3 separate regions of the Mus musculus genome follow, and all the other regions are linked to region 2. Evidence: chromatin loops called from intact Hi-C (ENCODE). Cell type or tissue: heart. All regions are shown on one strand.

Region 1 (8,000 bases), 110 kb after region 2:
GAGAGACCCCACCTGTCATCCTCCGTAGCCAGAGACTTCCTGGTAGCTTTAAATGGTGAAATGTTGACTTTTCTCTCCCATCTTTCACAGTCTATCTTCCCACACCCATCTAGACCATCAGTCGCATCTAGATCTTTTGGGGAGTACAAGAAAGACAAGACAAAGGGGGCAGATGTCCATTCTGGTACAGAAGCAGGAAGGGCAATGGGCGCCCAAAGACCACAGAGTCAGGTGCGCCTACTTGCCTCGGCCACCCTGCAGATTCCATAGAGACTTGGCAAGAGGCCCTGCAGGCTGGAATGGCGGCAGTCTGCAGTTCTGCCTCAGACAGGAGCCGCTCAAATGGTACCCCATCCAACCTCTGCCTGGTTCTAGACAACAGACCCACAAGATCAAAGGAAACAGGTAACAATAGGACAATTCAGCGACCTCCAGGGTAAATCTAGAGTCTGGTGTTAAACAGATCTCCAGTGCCTCTTCCAGCCTTTGCTCAAAATTAAAGAGTTCACGAAAGGGGGCATTGTGTAGACAAAAGTTGATAGACAATTGAAAGAAAAGGATTGGAGGAAAACAGAGGTGTCTTCTTGGATTTTTCACAGGACCGCAAGAAAAATGAGTGGCCAGGACTGGAAGAGTGCAGGTGCATCGTGCATAAGGCTTGGAGATCAGTCAGGCTCTCGGAGTCAAACCTTGCTGCACCTATCCAGGTTGTCTAAGATCCTTCATCCTTCAGACTCCTTTAAGGGTTTCTGAGGTCTCCAAGGTCTCCCCTCCTCCTCACCCAGGTCTCTCCCTGCATTGTTAGTGTCTCTTCTGTGTTGTGACCTTAGAGGTCAGTTGTGAGATGTGTCCCTGACAAAGTAACAACCTCTGCCACTTGTGGACACTCTAGACATAGTAATGTTCTTTGTTAAGGGCGTGTGTCTGGTTGGTGTGCCTGTGAGATCGATTCTGAGCTTTGGTGCACTTAGCCATTATCCTGGATATCATTATTTGGGTTTATTATTTAGTCTTAGTTTTCAGGTAATGAATAACACATACCAATTTCAAATGCTCTTTTTTGTTTTTTCGAGACAGGGTTTCTCTGTATATCCCTGGCTGTCCTGGAACTCACTTTGAGGACCAGGCTGGCCTCGGACTCAGAAATCCACCTGCCTCTGCCTCCCGAGTGCTGGGATTAAAGGCGTGCGCCACCACACCCGGAGACAAATGCTCTTAAGTGAGATGTTTACATAGTGTTGAGTATCTTTGCTTGAAAAGGATCGCCTTATTTACCTATAAATGACTACACATGTCTGCCACATAAAACATTCCACATGTATTTATATGTATTTGTTGAAAAAACGAAAACTAATTTAATGGATTTTACTCGCTAAGCCCTTTCCTAGAGATAGAAATAAATGCCAATCTTAAAGCTGGATGTGGTGGTGTTCTTCTGAATCAGGATATCAGGAGATCAATCCATCCTTGGGCTACAAGGCCAGTGGGGGGATATGGGAGGGGTCAGGGATACAGTTCTGGACCTAAATCTTGATTCTGCACTAACAAACTACACAGTAGCTGGCAATTTACTTAAGCTGTTTATATTCTGTTATCATTAGTAAAATGTCAGCTACAGAATTAAATTACTCGAAGTTGTGATATGAAAATTTGCTTTAAGTTTGATGGAAATATAGCACTCAATAAATGTGTGTGTCCACCTCCATTCCCACCAGTCTCTGAGAGATCATCTTCCTCTTTGCCGCACATAATACTTACTAAAAATGGAAGAAGTTGCCAAGAGTACATGTGATATACAGCTCACCCTGTTAACTTAGAGAAAACACAGAGCGAGTTGTGGGATCAGAGGAAACTCTGAATGAGTGAAGTCCTGACGTTCGGCCTTCCCTCCTCAGGGAATCGAGTGCACATGTTATAGTGGGTGCAGAAAATGCCCATCATAGCGTTCTTCCCCCTCACCTCCAGATAGTCACAGCCTAAAGTTAGCAAACCCTCTGTGAGTTTGAGGACAGAAGGTCTACAGAGTTTCGGGATAGCCAAGGCTACACAGAGAAACCCTGTTTCCAAAAAACAAAAAACAAGTGTGCGACCGCCATCTTGCCTGTTATAAGAAAAACATGGGAGAAACTCCTTCCTCAGACTGAGTCGCAGACTCCGTCATTCCCCTTTTCTAGTCCCTCCTCTAAGATCTGATATAGCCTGGTCGGCAGGTGAGGCATTTTGTTAACAAAAGCTTGCTTGAAAAGAAGGATGCATGCAGGTAAGGTGGCTCGGCGGTTAAGAACACTGACGGCAAGCTCCTGAGTTCAAATCTCAGCAAGTTCTTAATGAGATCTGACTCAGCTACAGTATACTTATGTATATCAAGAGCTGAGAGGAGGAAGTATCTAGGATTGCGTGTTTCTTTTAAGTTGAAATAAGTATAAACAAAATTACTCAAGTTGCAAGCCAAGCCCCAGAGTTCTCAAAACACAAGGGACATAGTATATGTATGCAAAAGGAGAATTAAGTACCTTACTTTTAGACTACCAAATACCAGGGGAGCGCGCGAACGCAGCTCCCCCACTACCACAAATTATGCAGTCGAGTTTCCCGCATTTGGGGAAATCGCAGGGGTCAGCACACCCCAAAGTGCAATGGGTGAGCCTCGCCCTGGGAAAACCACCTTCGTGATCATGGTATCTCCCCTGCCAGGTAAGTATGCTCTCCTAGCGCCCGGCCCCGGCTCACACCCGCCGCCCCTGCACTCTTAACACACGGTCACTTAGCCCCGCCCTATCTCGGGTCTCCCTCGTCGCACATGCCGTCTCGGCGCTCCGCTGATATCTGGCGACCCGCGTTCTCTCCTACGCCGCGCGAGAAATCTCTCGCGTTTCCCCGGCCGCTGCGGACGCCGCAGCCCCTGCGCGACCCTCATCTGCATACACCCCGCCCCGTCAGCCACCCAGGAGTGACATCACGCCCCTTCCTTTCGCCGCCCGATCCCGGGGCCTGTTGGACTTTCTCACTTGCGCAGTGCTGGAGCGGTGAAGGACCAGGGACAAGTCACCTTGCACCGTCTCTTACCCCTAACTGGCCGCTCGTGGCCCACCCCCAGGTGCCAACATCCTTGTGGCCGACTCTTTTGGGTATGGACGAACGGACGCCCGTCTTCTCCAAGTCGGAGCACAGGAGTCGGGCAGCACAGGAGCCAGCCCTACCGCAGGGGTCTCCCTGCGCCGCTCCAACCTGCCTGCCTGCCGCGGGTCTCCGCCGCTGTACTTTAAAAGGCTCTTGATGTATTTACCTGTTATTTTCTGGGTTTTCTTCTACAGAAACATCACGATACTGACACTGGGTAGGGACATTGGTATGTGGGGTTACCCAAGTCTGGGTTCCTGGACCTGGGCACCCAATAAGCCCTCTCTGGAGCGCCTCCCTCTCCCCCTCCCCCTCCCCCTCCCCCAGGGTCTCTCAACATCCCCCCCCCCCCCGCCCCCCATGCTGGAGTTCATTATATAGACCAGTCTGGCCTTGAACTCTGGCCTTGATTCTCCTGCCTCTGCTTCTCCAGTGGTGCAATTAAAGGTGTGCGCCTCCACACCAGGCTTTTGTTTATTTGTTTGTTTTGTTTTTGAAGTCAAGGTTTCTCTAGGTAGCCCTGGCTGTCCTGGAACTGCCTCTGTAGACCAGGCTGCTCTCTCTAACTCAAAAGATTCTCTTCCCTCTGCCCGCCTAGTTCTGGGATTAAAGGCATGGGAGACCACGTCCGTGCCCAAGGAGCTTTTGATTAACTAGTTGATCCAATTAAGTCCTTTCGTTTGCACAGTTAACTACTAAACAAATGCTGGTGGGATGGCAAAGCGGTTATAGAACATCTGCTCAGAGAACCAGCAAAGACATGCTCCTGACAAATGGATCTGATGCCCTCTTCTGGCATGCATGGGTACCTGCCGACAGAGCACTCTTGCTTTTTTTATTTTATTTTATTTTATTTTATTTTATTTTATTTTATTTTATTTTATTTTATAAACCATCTAAATAGAATTAGCATTCAGTTAACCAGTAAAGGGCAACTTCACTTAGACAATTTTACTATTGCTTGATGAGATAACCTGTGGAGTGTCTTAATACTTGAGCTGTTTTGTTATTTAGGGGAAAAGAGCGAGAGATCTATTACGTTCTTTCAGAATAAGCTGGGGCCAAACAGGTGGCACAGTTGTTAAGAGTGCTTGCTGCTCTTGCAGAGGACCAGAGTTTAGTTCAGTGCCCAGCACTTACACCCACAGCTCCAGAGGACCCAGCACCAGTCCTCCGTGGGAACTTGCAGGCATGTGCACCTAACAGACACTCACAAATAAATAGTAAAAATAAATATGAAAAAGAATTATGAACCAGAGCAGAAATTCTAGTACACTAAAAACTGGTGAAATGAAGAGTTATGGATAGAGCTGAGTGTGGTGGTGCAGGTCTTCCCAGCACTCGGGAGGCAGAGGCATACAGATCTTTGAGTTTGAGGTCAGCCTGGCCCACTACTGCAATCAGCACAGCTTTGGGATCAAAGAAATGACAGACAGGCATACAGAAGAGCTGGGATCAGATGGGCAGGGTGCTGGTGGAGACATGCCAGAAGCCTGGAAACTTAGCCCGTTTATTGTACACGGTTGAAGGGGGACTGGCCCACATTAGGTTCTGAAGAGAAGCTAAGCATCGAGGTGCACACTCTAATCTCAGCCTTCTGAAGTGAAGGCAGTAAGTCTATGAGTTTGAGGTTGCTTGGATTCCAGAGTGAGATGGTGGGTAGGGTATGCCTTAGGGTTTCCATTGCCATGATGAGACATCCTGACCACAGAGACTCTGATAAAAGAAAGCACTTAATTAAGGCTGGCTCACAATTTCAGAGGTTTAGTCCATTATCATCATGGCAGGAAGCATGCTGGTGTGCAGGCAGACATGGTGCTGGAGAAGGAGCTGAGAGCTCTACGTCTTGATCCACAGGCAGCAGAAGGAGACTGTGTGTCACACTGGGCAGAGCTTGACCAAAGATCTCAAAGCCTACCTCCACAGTGACACACTTCCTCCAACAAGGCCACACCTACTCCAATGAGACCTCTCCCTATGGGCCAAGCATTCAAACACGTGAAACTATGGGGGCCATACCCATTCAAACCACCACAGGCTACTTGTTAAGTACAAAGCTCTGGGTTTTATTCTCAGCATAGCAAGAAAGAGAAACTACTTTCTATTTTAGACATTAGACTGCTGCCTAGGTGGCTGTGTCCATGGTCCAGGCGGCTACTGATTCTGTGATCATCAGAAAGTGGTTTGATTACTCATGGTAGTTCAAACCTTAAGTGTCTCTCAAAGGCTCCATGTTAAAAAGTCTTAGTCTCAGGCAGGCATGGTGATATGAGTTCCAGGACAGACAGAGGTACATAGAGAAGCCCTACCTCCAAAATCAGTCTTGGTCTTAGTCTCTAGCTTTGGTTTATGGGAGAGGTAAATGGAGATGAGGCCACTGGAGATCCACCCCTTGATGGGAACACTGGATCTCAACCTCATTCTTTTTCTCTCTTTTTTGCTTCCACATCATGGAATAAAGTCTTGTTCTGACACACCTCCCCTCTAAGCAGTGCCTCTGCCCCGCTATGAAAAACCTGGAAGCAATAGGTCTGCCAGGTCATGAAAAAACTTTTAAAAGTAAGCTATCTTCACTCAGAAACTAATTTATATTCCTCCAACAAAACCCCTTAAAATTAATAAGTACTTTGAGAGAACTAATTGTACTAGTAACTAAACCTTTGCTCAAATTGTAATTAATTAACAAATTAACGAATTGTAATTAAATAACAAATGCTTGTTAATTCTTTGCTCCTTCCATAGCTGCCAGAAGCTCTCATTTTATTCTCTGGGGAATGCCTGAGGCAGACCTTATATTCACTCACTGCCATATAGTGACAGAGTCTCTCTTCCCTCCTTCCTGCAGCCCACTTTAAACTATTGTAAAGTTATTCAAACACTTGGGAACTTCACTGTACTAGTGTAGTAGCTATTGGAAGCCAGGGGCACTCTCCCCTCTAAGATCACCTTCAGGTAGAGGGCTGTATTGAAGCTAGTCTTCTTAAGGGAGAAGAGTGTGACTGGAGAGTGTTCGTGTTATATATATATATATGAATGACACCTAATGGGCCCCTAGAATTTTTATCAGATAAAATGTGAATCACTTTTCTTTCTACACAACAGAGTCAAATACCAGGAAATACCAAAATCAAAACTTAACAAATACCTCAGAACAAATCAACTGCCAATCCAAACAGACCCATAGATTGCCTTTAGCTGTCATGTGTCACCTAACAGAGAAAGGAACACTGCTAGCCACTGCTCAGCAGAAAGAGCATCCCTAGATGTTCATTTCATAAAATCAAACCAGAAATCCGTATGTACACCACTGATGGGAGAAAAAGAATCTGCAGTATACAGGTAGAGATAAAAAGTCATTGTCTAATAACTGCTCTTAGAGTTGAAAACCCAAAGGCTTGGGGAGAGGGGTGGTGCACACCTTTGATCCCAGCACTCAGGAGGCAGAGACAGGAGAATCTCTTCGTTTAAGACCAGTCTGGTCTATAGAGTGAGTTTTAGGACAGTCAGGGTTACAAAGAGAAACCTTGACTCCAAAAAAAAAAGTAATGAAAATGAACTCAAATAATCAACAGATAAAGGAATAAATTTGGTGTGGCTGTTTCTGCACAGGGTGTCAAAAGGTGTGGGAGTCTATTGACTATCATCTGTCTCAGATAGAGAATTCATATAGAAACAGCACTCCCTCCAATTGAGGGATAACATAAAGACAATATCATAGCCAGCTAGACTGTCTAGGTCATCGTATAAACATTTTTGGTCCAGCATGATGCTAGATGTTTTGGCAAAGGTATATTCAATTAAATTACTTCCTTAGGTTTGTTTGTTTTTTGTTTTGTTTTTGTTTGTTTGTTTGTTTTTTCGAGACAGGGTTTCTCTGTATAGCCCTGGCTGTCCTGGAACTCACTTTGTAGACCAGGCTGGCCTCGAACTCAGAGATCCACATTCCTCTGCCTCCCAAGTGCTGGGATTAAAGGCGTGCGCCACCACGCCCGGCTCTTGTTTGTTTTTAAGACAGGGGTCCTCTACATAGTCCTGGCCATCCTGAACTTACTATGTAGACTAGGCAAGAGTGTATTTGAAATGAGATCAGCTTTTACATTGGTAAATGCTAAGTGAAGCAGAATGTGAATGGGTTTTATCCAATCAGCTGAAGGACTTAATAAAAACAGGTGGACCTTCCCAAAGAGGGAGTCAATTGTATTTATTATATAAGATAATTATAACACTACGTTACTTGTTCTAGAAGACCTACCTAAACCAAAATTCTTACAGGACTCATTTGCTGGGATTCATACCTTTAACTTTTGATTTGCCACAATGATGTGAACCAATATCTTAAATTACATATTGATTGATCAACATGTAGCTAGGTGGAAGTCTGCTCCATCCTTCTGGAAAATACTGAAGAACAGGGTACATTCTACTAATTCTCTCCTGTTGCCCACAGCAGACAGAGAGGAGGCACAAACATCAGGGGTCAGCGAGCGAGGTTTTTCTCCTTGGGGGAAGATGCTGGGCACAGAGCTCTTTAAGAAGTCATTCTGACCGGCCCCTCTAGCCCTGGTTGACCAGGTCACCAGAGAAATAATCACAAATGTACAAAATGTCTTGGAGATGTCATCTGATGACCAGACAGGGAGAGGTCCTTCTCACTTCACAGAAAAACAACCACGCCATTCCTGGATGTATTTCTATAGTTTGTAGTTTACCACACTATCAGGAGTGTGAAGATTTTTTTTTTATTTAATAAAATAAATCGGTTTCACATTTATGGAAAGTTATGTTATAAGGTTGATTGCTTAGAAGCACATATACTATAGTCTCTGATGCATAGCATTTGTAAGCCTAGGGCTCAGACTCTCAGAAATACTTCTACAACT
Region 2 (8,000 bases):
CTGCCCTCCACTGGGACCCCACACCACAGAGCTGACCTACAGTTAGTGGCGGTGACACGGTAACATATTCTTAATTACAAATAGAAACCTTACTTTGCAAGGACTTAACACAGGGAAAACAGTAACTTCTCACTTACAAATAAAAACCTTTACTTGCAAAACAACTTAAAACAAGCAAGACCTTATTCTTAACTGTCTTGATTGCAAACAGAAACCTTAACCTGCAAGGTATGTTATTCCTGTTTCCATCTCACATATCAGTCCTACCTTTCTGTCTCCTGAGTGCTGGGATGAAATGCATGTGCACCCTACCAGGTAGGGCAGGGTGTGGTAGTTTGATGTATCTGAACACTTGGTCCCACTGTGTGGGGAAGTCATGGGACCATTGGTATAAGGAACTTTGTTGGAGGATGTGTACAACTGGAGGTGGACTTTAAGAGGCTATAGCCTCAGCTCACTTTTAACTCTCCCCCTCCCTCTCCCTCTCCCTTTCCCTCCATCTCCACCTCCCCCTCCCCCTCCCCCTCCCTCCTCCTCCCCCCCCCTCCTCTGCTGCTTGTGTTTGGCTAGAGGTGTGACTTGTCAGCCTCTGGCTGTGGCCACCTTTTGCCATGCCTGCCTCACTGTTACAAACTCTCACTGTAGAACCAACCGTAAGCCAGAATGATCCTTTCTTTTGTAATTTGTGCTTGGACATGGTGTTTTATCACAGCAACAGAAGAAGAGTAAGTCTCACACACATGGGACAGTAGCCATCAAAAGTGTTGGGAAAGAAGCAGAGCCAGTATTGAAACGGCAATGGGATGGAAACAGGCGGCTATTGGTCAGGATTCTAGGGAGCCATGGCATCTATGGGAGAGCGTAGGTGGAAGAGTGGGGTAGACAAAGAATTGAGAAGGACAGGGAGAGATTCAGGCATAGAGCAGGGGCAACTGGTACTTGGCAATCTGCCCCCCTTTAGTTCTTGATATTGTGGTACATGAAACAGGTTCCCAGTTGGAAGGAGGATGTTTAGGGACCCAATTGGTGACCATCAACCTGGACTCTGCAGAGGGTTAGGTGAGAGCAAGGCTCAGATACTGAGAGATAGCATCTGGCTCCAAGAGTAGCGAACAGGAGAGAGAGAGAGAGACAGAGTCAGAGAGAGAGAGACAGAGACAGAGACAGAGGCAGAGAGAGAGAGAGAGAGAGGACTTAAAGGGGAAGGAGGAAGAGACCTGACAAGACAGAGGGGGATAGAGAGTCATAAGAAGAGTGAAGGAGACCTGGGGTGGGAATAGAAACCCAGAGAGTGGAATGGTGAACCAGAAAGGGAGCTGAAGATCTGGGGATGGGGACTCTCAAGACTACCTGCCTGCAGCCCCCTGACCTGCTGAGAACTGGTTTCCGAGGCCCCTCCCACTCACTGGCCTTCTCTGCTACATCAGGTTTTCTGGGTGGGTGCTTCCTTCCAGCCTTCTGTGAGCCTCGTTAGAGTGCACAGTACTAGTGTCCTGCCTGTTTCTGGGCACATCTTTGCTAAGTGGCCTCACATTTCTGCTTGAGCTGAAGGCCTCAGAGTGTGAGATATATACAGAAACCTACTCCTTAGGGAAAGAGTTTTTTGGTCACAGGTAACAGCACCCAGCAGTCAGTGAGAGGTGGTAATGCCTTTGAGGACATTTTTATAGGTGAAGCAGCAGGATGCCCACATACATTCATGCATGTCTAGAAACATATCAAACAGTGAATGAGGATTGATTCAGACCTGCAGTCTGGCCTGTGGGGTTTCCTGGTTTTAATGTGGGGCTTCAGTTATAGCAGATGTCACCAATGGGGGGTGGGGGGAGGGAGGGCAGGGGCTCTGTTCTGTATTGAACCCATATTTATAAAAACAAAACAAAACACAGAGATATCTGACTGTTCAGGTCTATGATCCGAACTGCTACGGAGGCTGGGGCAGGTGGTTCAAGGCCTGCCTAGGCAACGTAGTGAATTACTGTGTGTACAAATGAAAAGTGACAAGTGCGGGTAGGATAGTCCAGTGGTAGAGGGCACACAGTTCCGTTCCTAGTACAGAGTATCGGAACATTCTTCTCTTCCAAATAAAACAAGCCAAACATAACAAAACCCCAACCCCTTTATAAACACAAGCCTTGTGAACTCCAGGACGCCTGGGATGGCAGATAGGGGAAAGGAGACACAGAAATAACTCAACCTTTGGTTCAGGGTCTGTTTATGAATGTGGAATGAAACCTGGACTATGAACCTAGCCATCCTGGCTTCTAAGAACATGCAGAGAACCATGGTGATTATCCTGCTCATAACATTCACATGAATGTTAAGGATTTTCACAGAAATGTAATGGCTTCTGACTGGATAGCACACCACCAGCTGTGCTGAACTTTCCTAAAACTCACCCAGCTGTCTGCAAGAACTGGGCAGGCACCAGCTCCACGCAGTGACAGCACAGGAAGGGCAAGGATTAGTGTCCTTGTGACAGGGAACAAAGCATATTTAAAAAAAAAAAAAAAAAGGCTTACAAAGAAGATCGCGTTCAGAACCCCACTGTAGATCTAAGAGAACCCTGGCACACTGTGTTAAGAGATACAAGCAGCTTGAACTGGGAGGTGACAAGAAGAGAAAGGGCCAAGTGACCAGGTTCTAAGTTGATTTTTCACAAAAACAATAAAATTGTAAGGTTAGATTTTAAAGAACAAAAGTTAACAGCATTTGTTTGGAGAGGAAACAAAAGAGGAATTGTCTCCTAGTGACTCTTTCCCTGTTCTTTCAATTGCCAGGGACTCATTTCAAACCATGCTGAGAAGGTTTGTGCTGGCAGCTAAGCCCAGGCTTGGTGGTGTGAGACTTCAAAACAGGAGCCGAGGAAAGGAGAAATTCAACCCAGAATTTGAGTTACTCGCCTGTAAGTGTGCTCTATGGTTTTAAGAAACAACACTGAAACAAAAACTCCAGACTTCTAATCTTAGGGGTTTTCTCATTCATTTATAACTGATCAAGACGTCATTTCAAAGAATTAAAGACTTGACAAATAGGCCACTCCTCAGATGACAGTCAGCGAAGACTATGGGTTTACCAGTTCAGTACCTAGCATTAGAAAAGCAAAAACAACAATCGCTGCACTTTTCTGAATTTAATCCTTAATCGTGGCTAAGGAATTTTTTTGAAAACGTACACTACATAGTTACCACTTTTCTCTCCCTTAACAGCTCTTCAGTGTCCCAGGTTATGCAAAGAAACCAGTATACAAAACTATAGTAAATTAAAATAAACATGCATGCACTGTATCTGATATAAACAGCCACGAAGCTACAACGCACACACAAACGTTTCCAAAGGAAAAGAAATACAACTTTTGAACTCTATGAACAGGCTCAGGTGTGAGAGTTTGGGGAAATCGCAGGGGTCAGCACACCCCAAGCACAGTGTATCCCGACCATGGAGTCTCTCTCCCCTGCTGGGTAACTCTGCTTGCCATAGCAGCAGCGAGGACACAGCCCCACAAGGAAGATGGGTCTGGAGGTCTTAGTGTGCCAGGTGAAGAGACAGGAGATGGGAAGGAGAAAGCTAATAGGGAACAGAACCACATGGCCTGTAGAAGCTGCAGGTAGCAAGACGTCTCATAGCTGGAGAATAAGTATAATGCCCATTCTAGACATATAGCTTATAAATATAATAACTGGTTTGTGTGTGTGTTTTTATACGGGTTTATTGGGGTAAGAAATCCACGAAACAGTTGGCACCCCTACGTCGGGCTTAGAACCTAACTAACTTGAAATAAAAGACCCCCGCCTCCCACCCCCGTCCCCCCAATATAAACAGCTAGGGCTGCGGTCTAAAGCTGCGGCACTGTGTAAATTAAACGCTGCCTCCCCAAGCCCTAAGCAAACCCTAGCAACCAGAGGCGGCACCCCAGCCAGAGCTGGGATTTAGGCAGCGCTAGCATCACAACAGTTGGGGTTCCCTGAAACTAAAGAAGGACTAAGGACCCTGGGGCGCGACTGCCTGCGAAATAGCCTTCTCAAAAGCACAGCAGGCATCTCCGCCCAAGCAGCCTTCCCCGTTTGCTTCCCCGTGTCTTCCAGGTCTAAACAGAAAACCGGACAACCAGACCGACTGCCCCAACCACCTGAAATCCGCGTCCTTGACCCAAACAAAGACAGGACCTCACAGAAGCGAACTGCAGTGTCCCAAAGCGAACAGCAGAGGGAGACAGAGGTACAAGAAGCTCTGGATCAGGTAATAAGAATTATAAATTGATATTTTGAACAGTTTGACAGGGATGGATTTAAAGGAAATCGACACACTGTCAATTATCATTATGACATGGTTACTATCATGGTTTATCATGTCTTCTCAAAAAGACAGGGCCCTAAATAAACAATTACGAGCTTAGAAAAGGAATTAGAGGAACTAAAGGTACAGGATTTATAGGTCAAGATAGGCGACAGAGAGAGAAAATTGAAGGTTGCAGAGAGGAACTGGAAAAGATGCTAGAACAAAAGATGCAGAAATTTACAAATCAGACTGAACCACAAAGAGATAGCGATAAAATTTGGAAACAGAGTCTAGAGGATAATTTACTAACACTAGTAAATAAAAATATGGTAGATGCTGCAATATCAGAATTACAACACGAAGAGAAGTTAGAATCACGGAAGCAGGGCCTAGAACAGAAGGTACAGGAGTTTACAGAGCAGCATGAGCAACAGAGAGAGAATTTTAAGGCCTGACAATGGCAACATGGCTTAGAGGGAATGCTAGAATTAAAGTCACTGACATTGACAGGTCATAGTAAGTGACAGAGAGAACAAAATGAAGGTGGGAGACGGACTGGAAAAGACGCTAGAAGAAAGGATGCAGCAGCTCACAGGTCAGACTGAGAGGCAGAGAGAAAATAATGAGGATTGGAAGCAAGGCTTGGAGAACCTTTTAAAATCAATCAATCAAAATAAAGTAGACAGCAGAATACCAGAATTATAATGAAGAAAAAATGAGAATGTGGAAGCAGAACTTTGGACAGAAAGAACAGGAACTTATGGAATAGGAGGAACTTAAAATATCAGGGAAAATACTCAGGTAGAGACAGAAGATAACATTGGAGAAAACCAACCAAAGGTTGATAGAAACCAGACTTTAGTTCATCCGGTTAGCACACAGCAAAGAACAGCACACGATGGTCCTTCACAGAACTGTCGGGAACTCGAATGGCAACGTGTGGGTCTGTTAGACCGGAGGACATTTAAGGAAAGTGTCACTAATTTTGGAATACATCTGCCATTTGTAAAACAAAACAAATCCTGACTTCTTGGGCTATTAAAAATAGAGTAATCCCCCAAGACTGGAAGGATATGGCAAAGGCAATACTAAAACCTGCGTCACATTTACAATGGTTCTCATGGTGGAGAGAAGAGGCAAAGGAGATAGCAAGACAAAATCGAGCCGGGGTAGAGAGATTTCCACAGAGCAGCTGCTTGGTGAAGGTTGCTTTGCTGAGATAGACGTGCAGGCTGAAGACCTTGGCTACAGACAAGAAGAGAAAGATTGACAAGATCAACAAGATAAGTGAGGTGTATGCCTCTGTACACAGAGACACTCTGGGGACTAGTGAGACTTAAACGTCTACATACAGCCAATAATACTTATTGAATACAACATTCTCTTGACTTATTACTACATACCATCCTTTCAGATTGAAAGAATGGAAATTTATGTTGTAGTTTGATTATGTGATCAAACTAACATGTAAAGAAAGACAGTTGACTTTCTTTATTGGTCTTCCTTAACTGATCTGTGCACCCTGCACGTTCCATATGAATGTCTTTACAGAGCCATGTGCTGCTTGTAAGGTTTGTATAATGCAGAATGAAAGAGGAGAGAGACAGCCCTGAGAAGATTTACTCTCTGGGGTGCTAAGAATCTGGGACCTTCCATTCCAGCTCCTTGCTTGATTCTACCTCAATTACATCGAAGCTGTTTCCTCTAAAGACTTGCTTCCAGGACATTTCCAGAACAGGTAGCTCACCCAGCCAGCCCTTCAGACTGTTTCAGTCAGGACTTCAGCTAAGGCAAATGATGTCCTCCTTTGACAAAATCAATTTTCCTATTTCCCTTTGGGTCCCCAGAAGGGAATCTTCACCCCAATTCAGCTAGAAGCAAGCAAAAGAAGATCATTATCCCAGGCTCTTAGGTTGGAGTAGATGATCTGGCTATTTTATGAATAACAGGTATGTTGTCATTTTAAGGGGTAACTGACAAATATTGTAACTTCGGACAGGGAGGAAACTTGAGGCCTTAGACTCAGGGATTTCTACCTTTCCTTTCTTCTTTTTTCTTCTTAGGTAAAGGGAGGGGGTGGAAAGAAAAAGGGAGAATATAGTAATATTAGAAAAATTAGAGAAATAGATAGAGATAAGATATTAAATTTGCTCTTAAACAAAGCATTGTATAGCCATAATCTTACATTGGTAGAAATCCTTATATTGATGCAAAATTGAAGTTTTAGTTTCTTACATTGGTATAGAATTTATATATATATTGATAGAGACTTAAGGTTTTCATTGGTATAAATCTTTGTATATTGATATAAAATTTGAAATTAATATTGTTACTCTTAGATAGGCATTGTGCCTCTGCAACTCACTTAAGAATACAAGGCTGTGACCCAGTCTTTCTATAGCTGCTATTACAAACTCTTTAGGATTATTCAGTAAGAGAAGTTAAGGGTCAGATAGTAAACTCATGGTTACAAGGACCAGATAGTAAACTCATGGTTATATTAGATTCTGATTTAATTATAATAAAGTTTCTTCAATATTATTCAAATAGAAACAGCTAAGAGTAGTTAAGGTTTAACAGTTCAGATATACTTTACATAGTCTTCAAAAACATCAAAATCCACAGAATATGACACTTAATGTTATTTCATTACTAAGGATCATTTGACTGTGAGACATTGTCAGCTCCTGACAGTACCCCCTTCGTGGATCAGAAAGTTATTGAGCATTATAACCTCCACATGGAGTTGTTCTAGCAGTGGCAAGGTAGCCACTGGGCAAGAATAATTCATCCTCAGATAAAAAGTACTGTTTAGGAAAGGACACATGTGCAGGGTAATTGACAGCTTAGTTCTGACAATCAAACTTAAGTTGTTTAGCATTGAGGAAGATGGTGTAGATTTGAAAGAATGGTTTTCAGATGGTATAGAAGTTAAAATCAGAACATACGTCAGGTATAGAACTGTAGAGTCTTTAAGTTAGGACAGATGGTAGAGTGCTTTATCTAATCGACAAAATTGATGGACTGGGTGTTTAGTGTACCTTATACTTTATAATTTGCATAATTGTTATGGTTGTGTCCCACTTATATCTGAGGGGGAAAAGGAGCCTTTTTATTGAACAAAAAGGGGGAATGTTGTGGATTGCCCTGGTGCTGTTTGTATTCTGATGTTAATTCTGCGCCCTCAAGAGGGGCTGCCCATGTCAAGGGCTAGAGCATGCGCTCAAGTGATCTCGTGCAAACCTTCTCCCCATTCTAACTGGTCAGATAAGGGCTAGAGCCTGTGATTGGGCAGTGGGAAGGAATGGTGGGACTGGAGGTCTCAGACAGTGTGGCAGGTGAAGAGAGAGAAGGAGAAAGGACAGAGAAAGAGGACGTGGAAGCCAATATGGAGCAGAACCACATGACCTGGAGAGGCTGCGGGTAGCAAGGGGTCTCATAGCTGGGGAATAAATTAGTACAGTGATAGATCTGCCCAATCTAGATATATAGCTTACAAATCTCACAACTGGGTTGTGTGTTTTTTATACAGGCTATTGAGGTAAGAAATTATCACAACATTGTGGTTACACGGGAATTTTGAGGCTAGATTTTGCTATCGTGTGCGATCTGGTAAGTTTAGCACTGGATGCAGGGACTCTTTCCTGTAAGCAAGGGAGTCTTCTGGCCCACAAACCTTTTTTTCTGCTCTAGAGTGGAAGGTAGAAAGATTCTGCAGACCA
Region 3 (8,000 bases), 160 kb after region 2:
CCTCATCTTTACTAACAGGGGCTCAGCAGTTACAGCACACCACTTTCTACTTCATCATAACAGATTGCCACAACCATACACATTATTATGTTTCAGTTTCCATCGATTTGCTGTAGAGTGTTTACTGTGTTCCTTTTGGGTCTCTCTTCACATTTACAAAATCATTGGCAGAATTCAATTCCTCAGGATTACAGGTCTAGTGTCCTCGTTTTCTAATTGGCTGTCCACTGGGGGACCACATGACCAGAAGCCCTTGCCATGTAACCCTCACAGGTTATGTGTCACATTGTGGCAGCTTACTGCCTCAAGGTCACCAGGAACGTCTCCATCTAGCCTGCTGAGGAAGAGCCAGATAGAGCAAATGTGCACCTGGCCTTTGTCATAGTTTCTTGGCTATAGAAGCCAATCATAGGCATTCATCACAGTCAAGGGCCTAGGTATGATTCTCTGGGGGTCATCTAAGAATTCTTTCTATCATGCAAAGTAAACTTTGTACCAACCAACTTCTGAGCCCTGAGAAGGGACGATGTAAGAGGGGCCTAATGTGAACAGCTATTGAGAAGGGACGATAGAGGGCGCTAGTGTGCACAGCTGCTGAGAAGGGGCAATAGAGGGCGCTAGTGTGCACAGCTGCTGAGAAGGGGCAATAGAGGGCGCTAGTGTGCACAGCTGCTGAGAAGGGACAATAGAGGGCGCTAGTGTGCACAGCTGCTGAGAAGGGGCAATAGAGGGCGCTAGTGTGCACAGCTGCTGAGAAGGGACAATAGAGGGCGCTAGTGTGCACAGCTGCTGGCAAAAGTCGATTTTCTTTCACGGAAGAGGAGAGCTTTGAGAGCGAGACAGGTGTGGGCCATAGTGGAGATTGGGGTTGGGATGTTTCAAGTAAAAGATATAAAAATCTCCAGGGCCAAGATTTGGCGGCCTCATACTTCCTCATACTGTTGCAAACACTGTGGGCCCTCACTTTTCAGATTGGCTGCTACTCCAGGCCTCCCGCAGAGTCCTCACAGAAGGAGAACCCCTGGCCTTGAGGTGTCACGGATGGAAGAATAAACTGGTGTACAATGTGGTTTTCTATAGAAATGGAAAATCCTTTCAGTTTTCTTCAGATTCGGAGGTCGCCATTCTGAAAACCAACCTGAGTCACAGCGGCATCTACCACTGCTCAGGCACGGGAAGACACCGCTACACATCTGCAGGAGTGTCCATCACGGTGAAAGGTATCCAGTCTAGATAGCAAGAGTTACAGTTGTAAGGACCGGAAGAGCCACTACAAAAGCATCCACGGTCCTCACTTAAACTTACAAAGGAGGAAGCTGAGTCCTACGACGAGGCAAGCAGCCTCCCCAAAGACCACTCAATGACCATTGGCTGGGTTTAGTGTCGCAACCCATTGCTCTTTGCAGATCTACAATGGCCCAACAGTGTCACAGTCAGGGGATAGTGACTGTCCCTTCATCAACTTATTTTAGCCCTAAAGCCAGGGACTCAAATTAGTCAAGAGTTTGTTGTTTTTTGTTGTTGTTGTTTGTTTTTTTCTTTAATCCAGTTAAATCTCATGAAATTTCCATAGAAATAAAAACCAGAAAGGCATTAGGAACCAGTTATATTTTGTGTTTATATGTCAGGGACATGTGTCGTCTCTGGGCCCACTTCTCTTTAAGCATCTGTAAAGCAGTTTTCTCTGCTCAAGTTATTCAAGGTCTTTGTTCTCTCCACAGCTTACCTTTCTCATCCTCTTGTTCACTGGCGAGGTGTTCCCGTCCTAAAAATAGTTTATTTCTGTGGGGAGGAAACTCTTGTCCCAGATTCTCTTTTGAGTAGCACAAGTAATGAATGACCTACCTAGCTGGCAAGTGCATCTTAGTGCTGACTTGGGGTGGCTACTAACCTGAGGCTCTATGGCTTCGTAATAAATAGAGCCATGCAGCGAAGCTCGCTTTTGCAATGAGAAGCCCCTCTGCTGGAGGCCACAGTCACGGCTTTTAGAAATCATGCCTCTCTGCTGGCAATGGGGGAGACCCATTCTCTTGAGGAGAAAGGGGAGGGAGTCTCATGAAAAGAACAGTGACAGAGTGAATACCCTGTCCCTTGTCAACTTTCTCTTTAGAGCTGTTTACCACGCCAGTGCTGAGAGCATCCGTGTCATCTCCCTTCCCGGAGGGGAGTCTGGTCACCCTGAACTGTGAGACGAATTTGCTCCTGCAGAGACCCGGCTTACAGCTTCACTTCTCCTTCTACGTGGGCAGCAAGATCCTGGAGTACAGGAACACATCCTCAGAGTACCATATAGCAAGGGCGGAAAGAGAAGATGCTGGATTCTACTGGTGTGAGGTAGCCACGGAGGACAGCAGTGTCCTTAAGCGCAGCCCTGAGTTGGAGCTCCAAGTGCTTGGTGAGTACAAGGGAAGTGTTCTCCCAACCCCCAGGCTCACTCAGGGGTTTGTAGTCCAGCCTGGAAGAGGAACACTCTACGCCTCCTTCAGAACTGCAGTCACCCTCCAGCCTTCCCTGAATTTCTTCTCTCTTCTCCTTCCTCCCTGTCTCTCACGTTTTCCTTTCTTTATTCCTTTCCTTTATCTTATTTTCCCTCCTGATGGTTTCCTTCATTTTGTCCTGCATCCCTCTCTTTAATCTCCTTTGCTACCCCCACTCACTACAGAAGACACTAGGATTGTCTTAGGATCTCTATTGCTGTGATGAAACACCATGACCACAAGCAAGTTGGGGAGGAAAGGTTTTATTTGGCTTACACTTTTACAGCACAGTTCATCATAGAAGGAAGTCAGGACAGGAACTCAAATAGGACAGGAACTTGCAGGCAGGAGCTGACAGAGGTCATGGAGGAGTGCTGCTTACTGGCTTGCTCATCGTGACTTGTTCAGCCTGCTTTCTTACAGAACCCAGGACCGCCAGCCCACCTTACCCACAATGAGCTGGGCCTTTCCCTATCAGTCACTAATTAAGAAACTAGCTGGGAGCTGGACAGATGGCTCAGTGGTTAAGAGCGTTGACTGCTCTTCCAGAGGTTCTAATTTCAATTCCCAGGAAACACATGGTGGTTCACAACCATCTGTAATGGGACCTGATGCCCTCTTCTGGTGTGTCTGAAGACAGCTACAGTGTACTCGTCATATATATAAAATAAGTACAATAATAAAATAAACAAATCTTTAAAAGAAAAGAAACTAGCTGGGTTTTATGGAAGCATTTTCTCAATTGAGGGTCTCTCTTTTAAGATGACTCTGGCTCGTGTCAAGTTGACATGAAACAAGTCAGGACAAGGATGCACCTTTTGATTTGATGAACTTACATATGGCTTTACATTGTCCTTATACAACATAGTCTGCTGCCTATATCTGACTGGAGTGAAGGGTTCATAAGCCCAGAACCAAGACTCTGGCAGGGAAAAGTCCTCAAACCTGCTTCAAGCATTAAAGACACAGAACTAACCATGGTCTCTAAGTTCAGGAGTGACATTCCCAAGGCGCTTGCTCCACCTAGAGGGCTTATTGGCTCCTTTTCTTCCAAATGTAACTTGGCTGGGTCTCTCCGATGTCTAAAGGATTTTTTCTCTGTTTCAGGTCCCCAGTCATCAGCTCCTGTCTGGTTTCACATCCTGTTTTATCTGTCAGTGGGAATAATGTTTTCGTTGAACACGGTTCTCTATGTGAAAATACACAGGCTGCAGAGAGAGAAGAAATACAACTTAGAAGTCCCTTTGGTTTCTGAGCAGGGAAAGAAAGCAAATTCCTTTCAGCAAGTTAGAAGCGATGGCGTGTATGAAGAAGTAACAGCCACTGCGAGCCAGACCACACCAAAAGAAGCGCCCGATGGACCTCGAAGCTCAGTGGGTGACTGTGGACCCGAGCAGCCTGAACCCCTTCCTCCCAGTGACAGTACTGGGGCACAAACTTCCCAAAGTTGACCCTGAAACTGTGGGACCATGGCATGCAACTCTTAAATAAAGCAAATATACAGACTGGATCCGGCTGAGACAAGCTGGGTAATCAGACATTTGAAAGGAGACCTATACCAAAGGGATCTTGCAACACATGGAGTCAGGTCACAGCGGGGGTTGTCGAATGTTTGACCTTATGGAGCAGGGAAACAGGAAGTGAATCCCACAGGACTCCCCCCCCCCGCCCATCCCCCTCCAGGCCGCCCCGGACAGGACCCAGCTCTGGAAGACTCCAGTCTGAGACTTGCGGAACCAGAGCAGGGGTGAGATTCCTGCCCAGAAGGGACAGCTGTGCCATCCCCTCACAGGGTGGATGGGTTCAGGGAAAGGCCTCCCCAGGGACGGCCTGCGTGTCAGGGGAGCAGACGCTGATACAGACAGCTCCATAGCCTGGGCTAAAGCTGGCTAAGACCCGGTGGTCATCCTGAGAGCATCGGAATTTGTGCTCTCCTTCCTACCGTCTCTCTTCATGCACCCTCCCCAGATTTGCTGCCCACGACCCTCAAAGGACATAGTGGCGGCAGCTAAAGAGTGAAGTGTCAGCAGTAATCCATCCATCTAACCTCCCTCAGGTCCAGATACCCCCACCCCCAAACTCCCACACTCTAGGGGCCTTTTCAGGCAGCCTGCATGTGGTGTCTTAGCAGAGCTATGGTACAAAGGCTTTTAGCTCTATCATTATCTGACAAGCAGACAGCACCCTCAGGTGCTCTCATTGGGTGGTGAGAGCTTTCTCCAGCCTGTACCACCTGTAAGCTGGAGTGTGGGGCGGGAACACTGGCCCAAAGCGTCCCTATTGGAAGGCACGGCTTACATGGGTGTCACAAATGCCCTTAGACCACGCAGGAAGACCGAATTCTAGAAACAAGGAGTAGATCATGTCTCCACTTACTGTCACTCCTAAGGATCCCCTGAAGGTCTTGGAGCTTCACATCCCTGGAACTCTAGGGTCTGCCGTGCTAGAGGTCCCAGTCTGCAGAGTGGGTGTGGCATAGCCTGAGCCTCCCTGGATGTGAACATTAGCAAGGTATATTGGGACCTTTATAACCAGGGACCAATAGGCATGAGAGGGACCGGGATAATGGACCACAGTCACAGGAGGAGATACACTCTGTTGTACAATGCATGCAGAAACTGTCAAAAACAGTGTGGGAGCTGGAGAGATGATCAGGGGTTAAGAACACTTCCTGCTCTTCCAGAGGACCTGAGTTCACTTTTTGTAACTGCTTGTAAGTCCAGATGTCGTCTTCTGATCTCTTTCAAGCACCCACATGTGCAGGGCATGCAGACACAGACATATGAACAAGAACAATTAAAAAATAAATTATAACTGCAGTAGCTGAGAGTTTACATCTTATTGACAAATGGAGGCAGGGAGGGGGTAGGGGGAGAGACAAACATGGGCCTGGCCTGGGCTTTTGAAACCTCAAAGCCTGGTCCCCAGCGACACACCTCCTCCAACAAGACCACATCTCCTAATCCTTCCTAAACAATCCATCAACTGGAAACCAAACATTCAAACATATGAGCCTATGCGGGCTGTTTCCATTTGCACTGCTCTTCCAGAGGACCTGAATTCCCAGCACCCACGCTGGCAGCTCTTAACAATAACCACCTGTAGCTCCGATGAGCACACATTCGACACACGGACACATAGATAAGCATAAATCTTTTTTTTTTTTTTAAATAGCCTTACAAAACCACAGCTCTTGTCTCAAAAGGGATGAGAGGTAGTTTATCGTGGAACCAGTCTGGGTGAGCAGGGCCTGGGAATACAATCTTAGGACTCTCCAAATTCCATGATTCGATGCGGTGCCAGTTGGGTGAAGGGGCGGCAGATCACAGTGAAGTGAAGAGCTCTCTGCTATAGGTCTCATGCTGTGTGATGACGGGCATAGCCTTTGGATTTGTGGGAGCTAGGACTCTGTGCCTTTTGTATAAGTCAGGGTTCTCAAAGGTTACAGAATGTATGGATTGTCTCTATATTGAGGGAATTTCTTGTAATGACTTACAGTCTATAGTCCAAGTAACCTAACAATGGGCAGCTGTGAATGGGAAGTCTGAGAATCTAGTAGTTGCTTGGTCCCACCAGGCTAGCTGTTTCAGCTGGTCTTCTGTAGAAGTAGGTTCCAACAGGTGCTGGCAAGTAAGTGCAAGCTGGTGAAGAGTGAGTCTTCCTTCTTCCAATCTCCCTATGTGGGCCTCCAGCAGAAGGTGTGGCCCAGATTAAAGGTGTGTACCACCGCTTTTGGATCTGGGACTTGCTTTGTCCTTGGCTGACCTTGAACTCAGAGATCTGCTTGCTTCAGTCTTCTGGAATTAAAGGCATGTACTACTTTGCCTGGGTCTAAGATTTTCATGGCCTCAAGATCTCCATGTCAAGATCTAGGTCAGAAACTTGTGTCTTTCAGCCTCAAGATCTAGATCACAGGTGAGCCCTCCAATTCTGGATTGTAGTCCATTGCAGATGTAGTCAATTTGACAACCAGGAATAGCCACTGCACCCTTCTAAAGGATTTATGTATTTGTCACAGAGATGTTATGTCTAAGGTTTTACAGCTGTGAACAGACACTATGACCGAGGCAACTCTTATAAGAACAACATTTAATTGGGACTGGCTTATGAGTTCAGAGGTTTGGTCCATTATCATCAAGGCAGAAGCCTGGCAGCATCTGGGCAGGCATGGTCCAGGAGGAGTGGAGCGTTCTACTTCATCTGAGGGACGCTATAAGACTGACTTCCAAGCAGCTGGGATGAGGGAGTTGGATGGCACACCCACTCCAACAAGGCCACACTTCCAAATAATGCCACTCCCTGTTCCAGGCATATTCAAACCACCACAGTTAGATCACAGGCAATGGATGGCTAACAGGCCAAGAGCCCAAGATGATTTTGGCTCCCATCTAATGTTCTAGTTCTCCACAGCCAGCTAGTTTTGTAGACAGCTATCATGGGAGTGGCTTTTTTCCTAGGGACTTCAGTTAACAAAAGATCTTTCCCAAAGTAGTCTGAAGTTTGATCCCCCTGCGGTCCTGTCTTTCGTCTTTGCTGTGGTACACCGGTGTTCATTCCCATAAGTGGCTTTGCATCTCAAACACTCATAGCCCATTTTCAGAAAGTATGAGACAATTAAATGACTATTTATAAAGCCTTTGGAGTCTTACAAGATCCCTTTGCTCAAATAAAACTTTTAGGGACTGTTTATACATTTAGTGTAAGTGTGTGCACATATGTGTGTGTGTGTGCACAGGTGTGTTCATCTTTGTGTGTCAAAGACCAGAAGTTGCTTTCCAGTGTCATTTCCAATCACTCTCCACCTGATCTTTCTAGACCGCGGCTCCCACTCAACCTAGAGCTGGCCAGCAGCGCCTCCTCCAGGATAACCCCTGTCCTTGTACCACCGGGGTTACAGACATGGGTTACAGACAAGCCTTGCCATGCCAGTCTTTTAGGTGGAAGCATGAACTCAGTATAGCAAGCACTTTACCCATTGACCCTTCTCCCTGGACTGACAATTCCTTTCTTCAGTGAGTCTGTAAGGTGGATGTGTGTGTGGGTGTGAGTGTGGGCGTGCGCACACCCTTTGCTGCAGGTTCTCACAGGGTCTCTGTTGTTTGCCCCCACACACGTGAGGTATTCTGGAGACTCACTCTCTCCACTAATGCCTTAGTGTAGGAAGTGGGAAATATAGACGCTCACCTCTATGTCTGCCTCTCCATGGGTTCTAGGGATTCAAACTCCAGCCTTCATGCTTGTGTGGCAAGTGCTTTTATCCAATGAGCCATTTATTTTATTTTTTAAAATAATTTATTATTTTTATGTACGTTGGGATTTTGCCTGCATGTCTGTCTGTCTGTGTCTGTGTGAGAGTGTCAGATCCCCGAGGGCTGAGGTTACAGACAGTTGTAAGCTGCCATGAAGATCCAAAACCCAACAAAAAACCCACCCACCCACCCACCCACCCAGCCAACCAAAAACATTCACATCTGATGCTATTTTGTACCAGAAAGCAAGCTCGATATTTCTGAATGATCAAAT

The links. A loop is a pair of places that touch in the nucleus more often than their neighbours do. Peaks named below come from ENCODE experiments on the same cell type or tissue, not always from the same donor. Only the 100,000 strongest peaks of a DNase experiment are listed, where the experiment ranks them.
Region 1: it touches region 2 in a loop (2.3-fold over the local background); 14 of 42 quality-filtered maps call a loop at or near these places.
Region 3: a loop joins it to region 2, with 8 times the contacts of the local background. A loop is called at or near these places in 23 of 42 quality-filtered maps.

What each region holds. Positions count from the first base shown.
Region 1 is chr3:96,323,127-96,331,126 of GRCm38, reverse strand. Gm24830 (a small nuclear RNA gene) reads right to left here and starts at 2,702; the gene lies at 2,537-2,702. In heart, a CTCF peak has its summit at 3,918 (motif pointing left); a DNase peak (open chromatin) is centred at 2,896; H3K4me3 peaks cover 1,897 bases; H3K27ac peaks cover 579 bases; H3K27me3 peaks cover 4,438 bases.
Region 2 is chr3:96,436,948-96,444,947 of GRCm38, reverse strand. It overlaps BC107364 (cDNA sequence BC107364), which reads left to right. Exons shown (of 4, transcript NM_001256181.1): 2 at 2,781-2,905; 3 at 4,086-4,239. The coding sequence starts at 2,797. Among named protein-coding and RNA genes, the nearest start is that of n-THgtg2, 5.0 kb to the right of the region's middle. In heart, a CTCF peak has its summit at 4,199 (motif pointing right); a DNase peak (open chromatin) is centred at 4,157; H3K4me3 peaks cover 875 bases; H3K27ac peaks cover 490 bases; H3K27me3 peaks cover 5,868 bases.
Region 3 is chr3:96,280,204-96,288,203 of GRCm38, reverse strand. Fcgr1 (Fc receptor, IgG, high affinity I) reads left to right here. Exons shown (of 6, transcript NM_010186.5): 4 at 972-1,220; 5 at 2,111-2,395; 6 at 3,585-5,295. The coding sequence ends at 3,928. Among named protein-coding and RNA genes, the nearest start is that of Fcgr1, 9.8 kb to the left of the region's middle. In heart, CTCF peaks have their summits at 592 (motif pointing right) and 3,510; no DNase peak of the experiment used is centred here; H3K4me3 peaks cover 1,226 bases; H3K27ac peaks cover 458 bases; H3K27me3 peaks cover 4,227 bases.